2 separate regions of the Homo sapiens genome follow, and region 2 is linked to region 1. Evidence: chromatin loops called from intact Hi-C (ENCODE). Cell type or tissue: psoas muscle. All regions are shown on one strand. Each heading gives the region's core, and the rest is flanking DNA. Links, peaks and the distances in the headings are about the cores only. Region 1 has its middle 20 kb from the start of SDR9C7. Region 2 has its middle 41 kb from the start of HSD17B6.

Region 1 (5,379 bases), core at 244-5,243:
AATAGTAAGCGCAAGTGAGAGGAAAGAAGAATTCAGAGGAACATGGGGATCATTGAGCTCCTGCCTGGCTAGCATGTTTGGCATGTTCTTATACAGGAGCAGTGTAAATACTGCCTCTACACCAGAGCAAATGGAAACAGAGGATTTTAATGCCAAACTTGGAGCTGTTAGAAGAAAAATCTGAGCCAAATTACATTGAACAGAGTTTGATTGAGCAAAGAACAATTTGAGAATCAGGCAACCCTGGAACCAAAATAGGTTCAGAGAGACTTCAATCCTGGAAGAAAAGTTACGGAGAGAAAAAGGAAAGTGATGTACAGAAAATGAAGTGAGGTACAGAAACAGCCAGAATGGTAATAGCTCAGTGGGCATTTGCCTTATTTGAACAGTTTGAACAGTTGGCCTCCTTTGATTGACTGAAACTCAGTGATTGGTACAGTCTGTTTTCACAGCCAATTAGGTTACAGTTCATTATACAGAGAAAACTGTATCCCAGACTTAATATATGTAAGGAGGAGCTTTAGGCTAAACTTTTTAACAGAACAACAAGGTGTTCCTTTGAAGCCAAGCATGATGATTAACACCTGTAAACCTAGTGCTTTGGGAGGCTGAGGTGGGAGTAGTACTTGAGGCCGGGAGTTTGAGATCAGCCTGGGCAACATAGTGAGACCCTTGTCTCTACAAAAAGTAATTTTTTTTTTTTTTTAATTAGCTGGGCAGAGTGGCACATACCTGTAGTCCTAGTTACTCAGGAGGCTGAGGTGGGCGGGTCACTTTAGGCCAGGAGGTCAAGGCTGCAGTGAGCTATGATTACATCACTGCATCCAGCCTGGGCAACAGAGCAAGTCTTCATCTTAAAAAAAAATTAAAAAATTTTTTAAAAACTTCCTTTTAGAATTTCTGACATGGAACATGAGGGGGGAGGAATGAAAAAATTGGGTGTGCATATTTAACAGTCAAGGACGAGCTTCAACTGGGAGATGAAAATGCACTACAAGTGGACAATTTTTGAAGGCAGAATTGAGACTTTACTTAGGTGAACTATGAGAGGGCATTGTGTATAAAGAGAGAAATGCCAACTCTTCTTTTTAATTTTGCCAAGTAAGGAAAGATCTGAATTTCTCTTTTTACTGAAGTGAAGGAGAAATCCTTGCATGTGGCTCTGTCACCTTTTCTCTTGAGAGACAGGTGATGGGTGAGCCCTAGCTGGCCCCATAATTTGGCCCTAATTATGGGCCCTGATTAGGGGTCTGAGATTAGTTTCCTCTTCATAGCGACACATCCTTGGGTGGTTCCCAGCCACACGTCTCCTAGCTTTCTCAACAGACCGAAGTTAGAACTGGCTGTCATTGGAGCCGACCTTCAAAAATACTTGGCAGGTGGCCAGGCGCAGGTGGGATTACAGGTGGCTCACACCTGTAATACCAGCACTTTGGGAGACTGAGGCAGACAGATTGCTTGAGCTCAGGAGTTGAAGACCAGCCTGGGCAACATGGCAAAATCCCTACTCTACAAAAAATATAAAAATTAACTGGGTGTAGTGGTGGCATGCACCTGTAGTTCCAGCTACTCAGGAGGCTGAGGTGGGAGGATCACCTGAGCCCAGGAGTTTGAGGCTGCAGTAAGCCAAGATCACATCCCTGCATTCCAGTCTCGGCAACAGAGTGAGACCCTGTCCCAAAAACAAAAAACAAACAAACAAAAAACCTGGCAGGTGACAATCTGAAACCAAGGGCTTAGTTTGCAATTTGATCAGGTCTGCCTGCCCTGCTTACTTTTGGTCCCTTGCTTTTTGTTATTCTTTCTTCCTTTATCCGTGAACCTGAAGGCCCCAGTATAGCTGAAGGCTGTTGCTGGATGCTGAATCTTAACCTTTACTGACTATTTGATAGCATTCATAGGTCACCATGGTAATAGTCACTTTAGTTGTTTTTCAGGAACCTGGGCCAGCTCTTGTCCAGTTCAAACTGGTTGAGACTACTGTCCCTCAACGGGGTCTGTGCAGGTGGCCTTTTGACATTGGGGGGCCCAAAACTCACCCTCAGATCATGCTAATGTTTTCATTTTCTGTATATATATTCTATGAAATGCCATGAATTCTGACTATGCCTGCGCAGGATGGATCTGTTACTTCATTTTTCCTTACTGCCAATCATCTTTCCCCATATTTAGACCACCCCATTTCCCTAACCCGTAAATATCCCCAAGCATTATCTTCAAGGAGGCAGATTTGAGAGCTGTTCTCCTGCCTCCTCACTCAGTGGCCTTGCGAACGAATCTTTTCTCTCTTGCAAAACCTGTGTCATGAAGATTTATTTACCATGCATGGGCAGAATGAACCCAACCTGGCCTGTAACAAGTCCCTGAATCAACTGACTGTAGCCAGGAGTCCAAGGTTCTATTAACAGCTTAGCTTTGGTCAGATGCTCATTCCTTGATCAACTAATGGAGGTTGGGGTAGGTGGGATCTCTAAGATGATGACATCTTCTATTTAAACCACATAGTAAGAGTATTTCCCAGAGACAGAGGTAGATAGGTACATGAATGCTATTATAGACCAGCAAGATAAAGGTCAGTTGACTATATTATCATTTTATGTTATAAATATTGTATTTAAATATAATATTCTAAATATTATTGTATTTAAATATAATAGTCTAAATATTATTGTATTTAAATATTTATATTATAAATATGATTGTATTTAAATATCATATAAATATTATTGTATTTAAATAATATTTAAGTAAATATTAAATATAAATGTTAACTTTTAAATATTATTACATATTATTAAATATAATTTAAATAATATAAATATTATTGTATTTAATATTGATATTGTATTTAAATAATATTTATAATATAGTTTCTATAATATAAACATATTAATAATACAATTATAAATACATAATTTATAAAACTAGAAGGGGCCAGGCATGGTGGCTCACACCCATAATCCCAGCACTTTGGGAGGCCAAGGTGGGCAGGTTACTTGAGGTCAGGAGTTCGAGAGCAGCCTGGCCAATATGGTGAAACCCTGTCTCTACTAAAAATACAAAAATTAGCTGTGCGTAGTGGCACACGCCTGTAATCCCAGCTGCTCAGGAGGCTGAGGCAGGAGAATTGCTTGAGTCCAGGAGGCTGAGGCTGCAGTGAGCCGAGATTGTGCCACTGCACTCCAGACTGGCCGACAGAGCAAGACTCTGTCTCAAAAAAAAAAAAAAAAACCTAGAAAGTTATATAACAAAACTCACCAGTAAGTGTTTTTCTTGAACAATAAAAATGAGAAAAATTCTTATTTTAAAATTTTATTTCCAATATTTCTACAACTAACATGTATTAGTGTTTTTTTTAAAATTATACTTTAAGTTTTAGGGTACAAGTGCACAACGTGCAGGTTTGTTACATATGTATACATGTGCCATGTTGGTGTGCTGCACCCATTAACTCGTCATTTACATTAGGTATACCTCCTAATGCTATTCCCCCCCGCTCCCCCCACTCCACAACAGGCCCTGGTGTGTGATGTTCCCCTTCCCGTGTCCATGTGTTCTCATTGTTCAATTCCCACCTATGAGTGAGAACATGTGGTGTTTGGTTTTTTGTCCTTGCAATAGTTTGCTGAGAATGATGGTTTCCAGTTTCATCCATGTCCCTACAAAGGACATGAACTCATCATTTTTTATGTCTGCATAGTATTCCATGGTGTATATGTGCCACATTTTCTTAATCCAGTCTATCATTGTTGAACATTTGGGTTGGTTCCAAGTCCTTGCTATTGTGAATAGTGCCGCAATAACTATAAAGAACTCAAACAAATTTACAAGAAAAAAACAAACAACCCCATCAGAAAGTGGGCGAAGGATATGAACAGACACTTCTCAAAAGAAGACATTTATGCATCCAAAAGACACATTAAAAAATGCTCATCATCACTGGCCATCAGAGAAATGCAAATCAAAACCGCAAGGAGATGCCATCTCACACCAGTTAGAATGGCGATCATTAAAAAGTCAGGAAACAACAGGTGCTGGAGAGGATGTGGAGAAATAGGAACACTTTTACACTGTTGGTGGGACTGTAAACTAGTTCAACCATTGTGGAAGTCAGTGTGGCGATTCCTCAGGGATCTAGAACTAGAAATACCATTTGACCCAGCCATCCCATTATTGGGTATATACCCAAAGGATTATAAATCATGCTGCTGTAAAGACACATGCACACGTATGTTTATTGCAGCAGTATTCACTAACAGGTATTAGTGTTTTTTAAGTAAGTAAAAGGCTGCATTTCAAGCTCACCAAGGCTGTGGGCCCCTTCAAGCCTGACACTCTTTAAATTCTTGGAGGCAGCAACTGTTTTAGAAGGGAAGAATTACTTCTAGAATTCTTCTAGAGTTGTAGCTGTTTTGAACCCTTCTAGCAATTTGCTCAAGCAAGAGTATAGGACCTTTGTTTGCTGTTAACAGTATTTAGAGGGGGTATATTTGATCAGTTTCTTCTTCATCTTCAATTTATGACACTTTTCTGTGCCTTTATTTTACTTGGAAATTCTCATCATAGATTTCCAATGTGTGCTTCTAGATGCCTGTTCCTGATGAAAAGTGTTTTTCTGCCTGCTTAGTTCCTGCAGGTGTCCTCTCCTATAAACCTGTGGGAATGGGTAGTTCCTTATCTTCCAATTTCTAAGCCCTTTTTCAATCTTTCACTGCATTTTCACAGGGTAAGGGTTTGTCTGAGTCCCAGGGACTACCCACTACAATCTTTGTCTCTATTATTTTATTTATTTTTGTATTTATTTATTTTTGAGACAGGATTATGTTCTGCTGCAGTGGCACCATCTCAGCTCACTACAACCTCTACCTCCCAGGCTCAAACGATCCTCCCACCTCAGCCTCCTGAGTCGCTGGGACTACAGGCACACACCACCACACCTGGCTGATGTTTAAATTTTTATGGTAGAGATGAGGTCTCACTACATCACCCAAGCTGGACTTGAACTCCTGGGCTAAAGCAGCTCTCCTGCCATGGCCTCCCAAAGTGCTGGAATTATAAGCCTGAGCCACCATGCCCAGCCCCCATCTTCCTCTCTGTTGATTTGACTTTGCCCATGTACGTTTACACCCTTTCTTCTCCACCATTGGCATAGTTTGGAGCAAACTAAATTCAGAATAATTTCCTGCCTTTTGCATTTTCCATCTGCAAGAAACTTTCTTCCTCTCCTCTCCAGACAGTCTCTTAGGGTCATCCTTTGACATCCCAGTGGCCTGTCCTGTAATTCTTCACACCCTATTCACAGGAGATTTTTCATGAGCTTTGGGCTCAGATCTAGAACCAGGAACACAAAAGAGCCTCCCCATCCCACTAGCAGAATAG
Region 2 (5,379 bases), core at 214-5,213, 110 kb after region 1:
TGATCCACCTGCCTCAGCTTCCCAAAGTGCTGGGATTACAGGCGTGAGTCACTGTGCCTGGCCAATGAGCTTTATATCTTATATAGGACCAGGAAAGGGTATGAGACTTATCTGATTGGAAAAATAGCAGTACCATTGGAGGTTGAAAATTGGACCCCAATGATGAAATAGGAGAATAGAAGAGGAAACACTTTCAGGTGTGTATACCGGAGGGCTTATGAAGGACAAGGACTAAGGCCCTGAATTACACCAACCTATTCATGGTAGAATAGGGATTTGATGAGAATCCCACTGGCTTCCTGGAAAGGCTAAGAGGGAGGGGCCTTGGTAAAACACACCTCTCTATCTCCTGATTCAGTAGCAGAATAGCTGGTCCTAGGCACTGACTTTATCACACAGGTGGCCCCTGATGTCAGGAGGGGGCAGCAGAAACGGGCTGTGGGACCAGATGGTACTTTGGAGGGCTTCCTGGTAGGAGCCACGTTGGTCTTTTGCAGTGGGAACTGGGAGGAAGTCCAGAAAAGAGGGGAGATACAGGAAAAAGGCAGAGGCTCTAATAGCTGCTCTGTGGGCTCATGGACCCCAGAGTCCCTGATATGCACCTGTTGACTACTGCAAATGTGGCAGGCCAGGTCATTTTAGGAGGGACTGTCTGGACAGTGTGGGGAGGCCACCTCGACCCTGTCCAGTTTGTGATGAGGACAATTAGAGGGCGGACTATCCCTGGAGACACGGGTCACCCGGTCCAGGGCCGGCCTCCCTTATAGTGCAGCGGGACTGACAGGCTCTGGGGCTCCTCTCCCCAGCTCCGGTTGTTCAGACTACCATTGCCACCCAGGAGCCCCAGGTGATTCTGGGCATCAAGGGAAGGAGGGTTGACCTCCTTCTGGACTCTGGAGCAGGTCTTTCAGTTCTCCTCTTCAATCTAGGCCCTCCTCCTCCTTTGGCACAACCGTGAGGGGCATCTCAGGTCTCCTTCTGCCACTGTCATAGTCCTGTGAATACAGGAAGCTTTTTCTTGCAACAGGTTAGCTTTTTTTCCTTTCAGGAGGCACCTTATTAGGCCAGGTCCCCAATTCCTGGGACTCCCATTCTCTCCCTTGTTTGAGGAGGAACTGGTCCCACAGCTTCACCTGCTTATGATAGGGAGGCAACAGAGGAGCAGCCCCAGCCAGTTGCTAGCTGCAATTTGGTGAGGGCTGCCTGGGACTAATTTAATGGGCCCATACACCCTCTTGAGGCACCTTTTTGTCCCAAGGTTTCTGATAATTTTGGAGATTGTGAACAGGAGTTTCTTTGAGTGAACGGAACTAACAGAAGACTGAAGTAATCTTTTTTGACATTTTGCTTGAACCATTGATGATCCTTCGTTTTGTTTTTCAGAATCAAGGAAGCTTTCCTTTTGAGATATTTGTAGCTTTTGACAGTTGTGAGGGTGAACCAACCAGTGATCTCTGACTGCAGCTCAGAAGAAACAAAAAGGATGGGCCGTCAAACTCCAATGGTCATGCAAATGGAGCCTCGGACAATGGCTCCCTTTTACTGGAGACCCTTATATAGGCCCCTGAGAGAAAACCTGACTGCCATTTTCCCAAAAACAATGCCCCCTGTCAGCATGAAGCAGTTAAGAATGGTCACTGTCCCTATCCTAACGGCAGTTAGATGTACCTCTACAGAGTGGTGATTGATGGCAGTGGTGGGCCATCTAGAGTGGCCGCTGCCATCACACAGGCTGCAGCAGGGAGGTACAGCCAGAGCTGTATACTCCATGCAGCTGGTGGGAGCCTCAGACAAGTGGGAGCCCTGCCCCTTCTGATTTGTTAGGGTGGGAGCTCCCCAGGTGCAGACACAAGTCTGCCCAAGTTATGGCTGCAAACTGGGCCTCCCAAAGCACAGAGCAAGAAGAAGCCCCACCCCCTGGGGCACAGGTTAAGCTGCCCAAGTCATGGCTGCAGACCCAGGCCTCCCTGTGCTCTTGGGGGTGCTGGGAGCAGGGAGGAGCCCTGTCCTCCTAGGCGTGGCTGCAGCCACCCAAGTCGTGACTGCAGAGCATGACCTCCCACTCCACAGAGCAGGACCCCCACCCCCTGGATGCAGCTGCAGACACCCAAACTGTGGCTGTGAACCCAGGCATCCCTGCACTCTTGGAGACCCAGGATGGTCCTCTCCCCCTGCCCTCACAGGCTTGGAAGTGCCTGCTCCTGCCGCCTGGCTTCTCCCTGCTGTCGGTACCCACTCCGATCTAAGAGCAAAGTCATGGTCAAGCCTGAGCTCTGTCACAGCCCAGCCAGGTGTGTACATGCTCAGGGAAGTGTTGACACACCAGCCCCCTGCCACTTCAGCCCGCCTCTGGACCTTGGGTGCCAAAGAGCACAGGAGGGAAGCTGAGGGGGTGATAAGGGCAGTTTGGCACTGGCCTGCAGGTGCCCCTTGGCACGTACAGCCTGGGTGCCATGAATGGCAGCAGGAGGCAGACAGGTTCCTGGGGGGAAGGGAGTGGGTCCCACGTGAGGCCCCACCTTCAGGCCAGGGAGGGCCTGAAGGCTGGGGGCCAGGCTGCTGCTCCCATAGACTGCAGTGGAAACTTGTGGTGTCTTTTCCAGGCCCATCCATGGCTGCCCATGGAACAATCAGTGCTCACCTCCTCCCCTCTGAGGCCCATAAAAGCCCTGGGTTCAGCCAGAGCTGAGCAGATGTTGGGATGACCTGCCTGCAGACAAAAGCTACTCTCTCTGCTGATACCTGAACACTTGTCAGGATGAATTGCCTAGCAGAGAGGAGCTACCCTCTCTGCTAGGAGCTGAACACTCATCAAGACACCCTGGCTGCAGAAAGTAGCTGCCCCCTGCAGGTTTCCTCTGAGCTGTTCTATCACTCAATAAAGCTCCCCTTCATCTTACTCACTCTCCTCTTTTCTGCCTACCTCATTCTTCCTGGTCACAGGACAAGAACTCAGGACCCACTGAATGGCAAGGATAAAAGAGCTGTAACACAAACAGGGCTGAGACATGCCCCTTGCTTGCCTCATTGTGGGCAAAGAGAAGAAAAGAAGAGCTGCAGCCCTTTGGGGAACCCAGACCTGGGAGTTCCCCAGACCAGGGCTGTGACTCCTATTTTGGGGCCCTGTGGTTCCTGGCATCTCCGAGCTTCTGGGTGCCAATGTGTCCTCCAGTGCCAGCCGTAGAAGCTGCTTGCAGTGTGCCTGGTCTAGCTGCAGCCTCACAGAGAGCCAGAGCCCATGCCAGCACCTGGAGCTGCCCGGCCCACTGCGGCAGCTGGTACGTCTGACTGTGCACAGTGGCCGGATCCCACACTCACTCACACACTCCTCACTGTTCCATGCCTGACTCACCCTTGGCAGGCATGGGTCCCAGGCCAGTAGGGTGAGCCAAACACAGCCTGCCAGGCTGAGTAGGTGAAACAAGCCCAGTGGGCCCGAGCAAAACTCGGGCACAGGGGCCACCAGCCACAGAGGTTCCTGGCTAGAAAAACAACACCCCAAAGATCCCATAATACAATGAGATACCATCTCACACCAGTCAGAATGACTATTATTAAAAAGTCAAAAAATACCAGATGCTGGCGAGGTTGCCAAGAAAAAGGAATGCTTATACACTGCTGGTTGGAATGTAAATTAGCTCAACCATCGTGGAAAACAGTAAGGCAATTCCTCAAAGAACTGAATTCAGAACTACCATTCAACCCAGCAATCTCATTACTGGGTATATACCCAGAGGAATATAAATCATTCCACCATAAAGACACATGCACATTAATGTTCACTGCAGCACTACTCACAATAGCAAAGACATGGATTCCACCTAAATACCCATCAATGGTGGACTGGATAAAGAAAATGTGGTACATATACACCATGAAATTCTATGCAGCTGTAAAAAAGAACGAGATGATGTCCTTTGCAGGAACATGAATGAAGCTGGAAGTCATTATCCCTAGCAAACTAACACAGGAACAGAAAACCAAATACTGCATGTTCTCACATATAAGTGGGAGCTAAATAATGAGAACACATGGGCACAAAGAGGGGAATAACAGACACTGGGGCCTGCTTGAGGGACGCAGGAGGGAGGAAGAAAGAGAATCAGGAAAAATAGCTATCAGGTACTATGCTTAGTGTACTTGGGTAACAAAATGGTCTGTACACCAAACACCCATGACATGCGTTTGCCTGTATTAACAAACCTGCACATGTACCCCAGCCTGAACTAAAATAAAAGTTAAAAGTAAGCTGGGCATGGTAGCTCATGCCTGTAATCCTAGCATTTTGGGAGGTCCAGGCAAGTTAATTGCTTGAGCCCAGGAATTTGGGGCCAGCCTAGGTAACATGGTGAAACCCCATCTCTACAAAAAATACAAAAAGTTGCCGGGTGTGGTGGTGTGTGCCTGTAGTTCCAACAACTTTGGGGGCTGAAGCAGGGGGATTGCTTGAACCTGGGAGGTCAAGGCTACAGTGAGCACTGAGCTGAGACTACACCACTGCACTCCAGTCTGGGTGACAAGATGAGACCCTGTCTCAAAAAAAAGAAAAGAAAAAAAGTTTAATTTTTAAAAAGTTAAAAATAAATAAATACATTTTAAAAATAATCTCTCCCTCACAAAGCATCAGAAAAACAGACTTTACACTTCACATAATTTTATATTTTCTGTGTTTGCTTCATTCAGCAAATATTTATTGAATAACTACTAGGTACAAGATCTTGTATCTAGGTTAAAATTTTATTGACACATTTATTCATTTCTTCCCAAGGACTAAGGTCTTTCGTAATGCCGATGCCCTCCAAACATTCTACACTTTACTTAGATCAGTTGGCAGGATTAAAAGGTCTTCCTGTTAATAATCAGCTTGAAAAAAATTCTTTAAAACAGTGTTTGGCCACAAGAAACTTCCCAGCAATATCCATTACCCTCAAAATTAGCGCAATCTGGTTCCACTTTGTATAATAAAATAATGTGTTGTTTTTCAATTGCTATTGACCCCAGGTTGCAAGTTATATAAACTGAGTGTGCCCAGGTGAACCAAGAATGCAACCATGGGCAGCATCTAAATGCCTGAACCAAGGAAAGGGGATGGAATTAAGAAGTCGACACCAGGCCAGGCAGAGTAGCTCACACCTGTAATGCCAGTGCTTTGGGAGGCCGAGGTGTGAAGATTTCTTGAGGCCATGAATTTGAGACCAACCTAGGCAACACAGCAAGACCCTATCTCAACAAAAAAAGAAAAAAAAAGCAAGAGGACACTTCATGGCATGATCCATGATCCAATCAGATTGAACCCTGGCATCATCCCATGGCATGATCCAATCAGATCATGCCTCCTGGCATTACTGCATTGCAAGATCCAATCAGATCATGCCTCAT

What was found. Hi-C counts contacts between places; a loop is a spot of excess contacts. Peaks named below come from ENCODE experiments on the same cell type or tissue, not always from the same donor. Only the 100,000 strongest peaks of a DNase experiment are listed, where the experiment ranks them.
Region 2: a loop joins it to region 1, with 1.9 times the contacts of the local background. A loop is called at or near these places in 1 of 110 quality-filtered maps.

Annotation. Positions count from the first base shown.
Region 1 is chr12:56,911,886-56,917,264 of GRCh38, reverse strand. No RefSeq gene overlaps it. Among named protein-coding and RNA genes, the nearest start is that of SDR9C7, 20 kb to the left of the region's middle. In psoas muscle, for the core only: no CTCF peak of the experiment used is centred there; no DNase peak of the experiment used is centred there.
Region 2 is chr12:56,801,845-56,807,223 of GRCh38, reverse strand. No RefSeq gene overlaps it. Among named protein-coding and RNA genes, the nearest start is that of HSD17B6, 41 kb to the right of the region's middle. RefSeq lists an enhancer at 1,905-2,554. In psoas muscle, for the core only: no CTCF peak of the experiment used is centred there; a DNase peak (open chromatin) is centred at 3,263.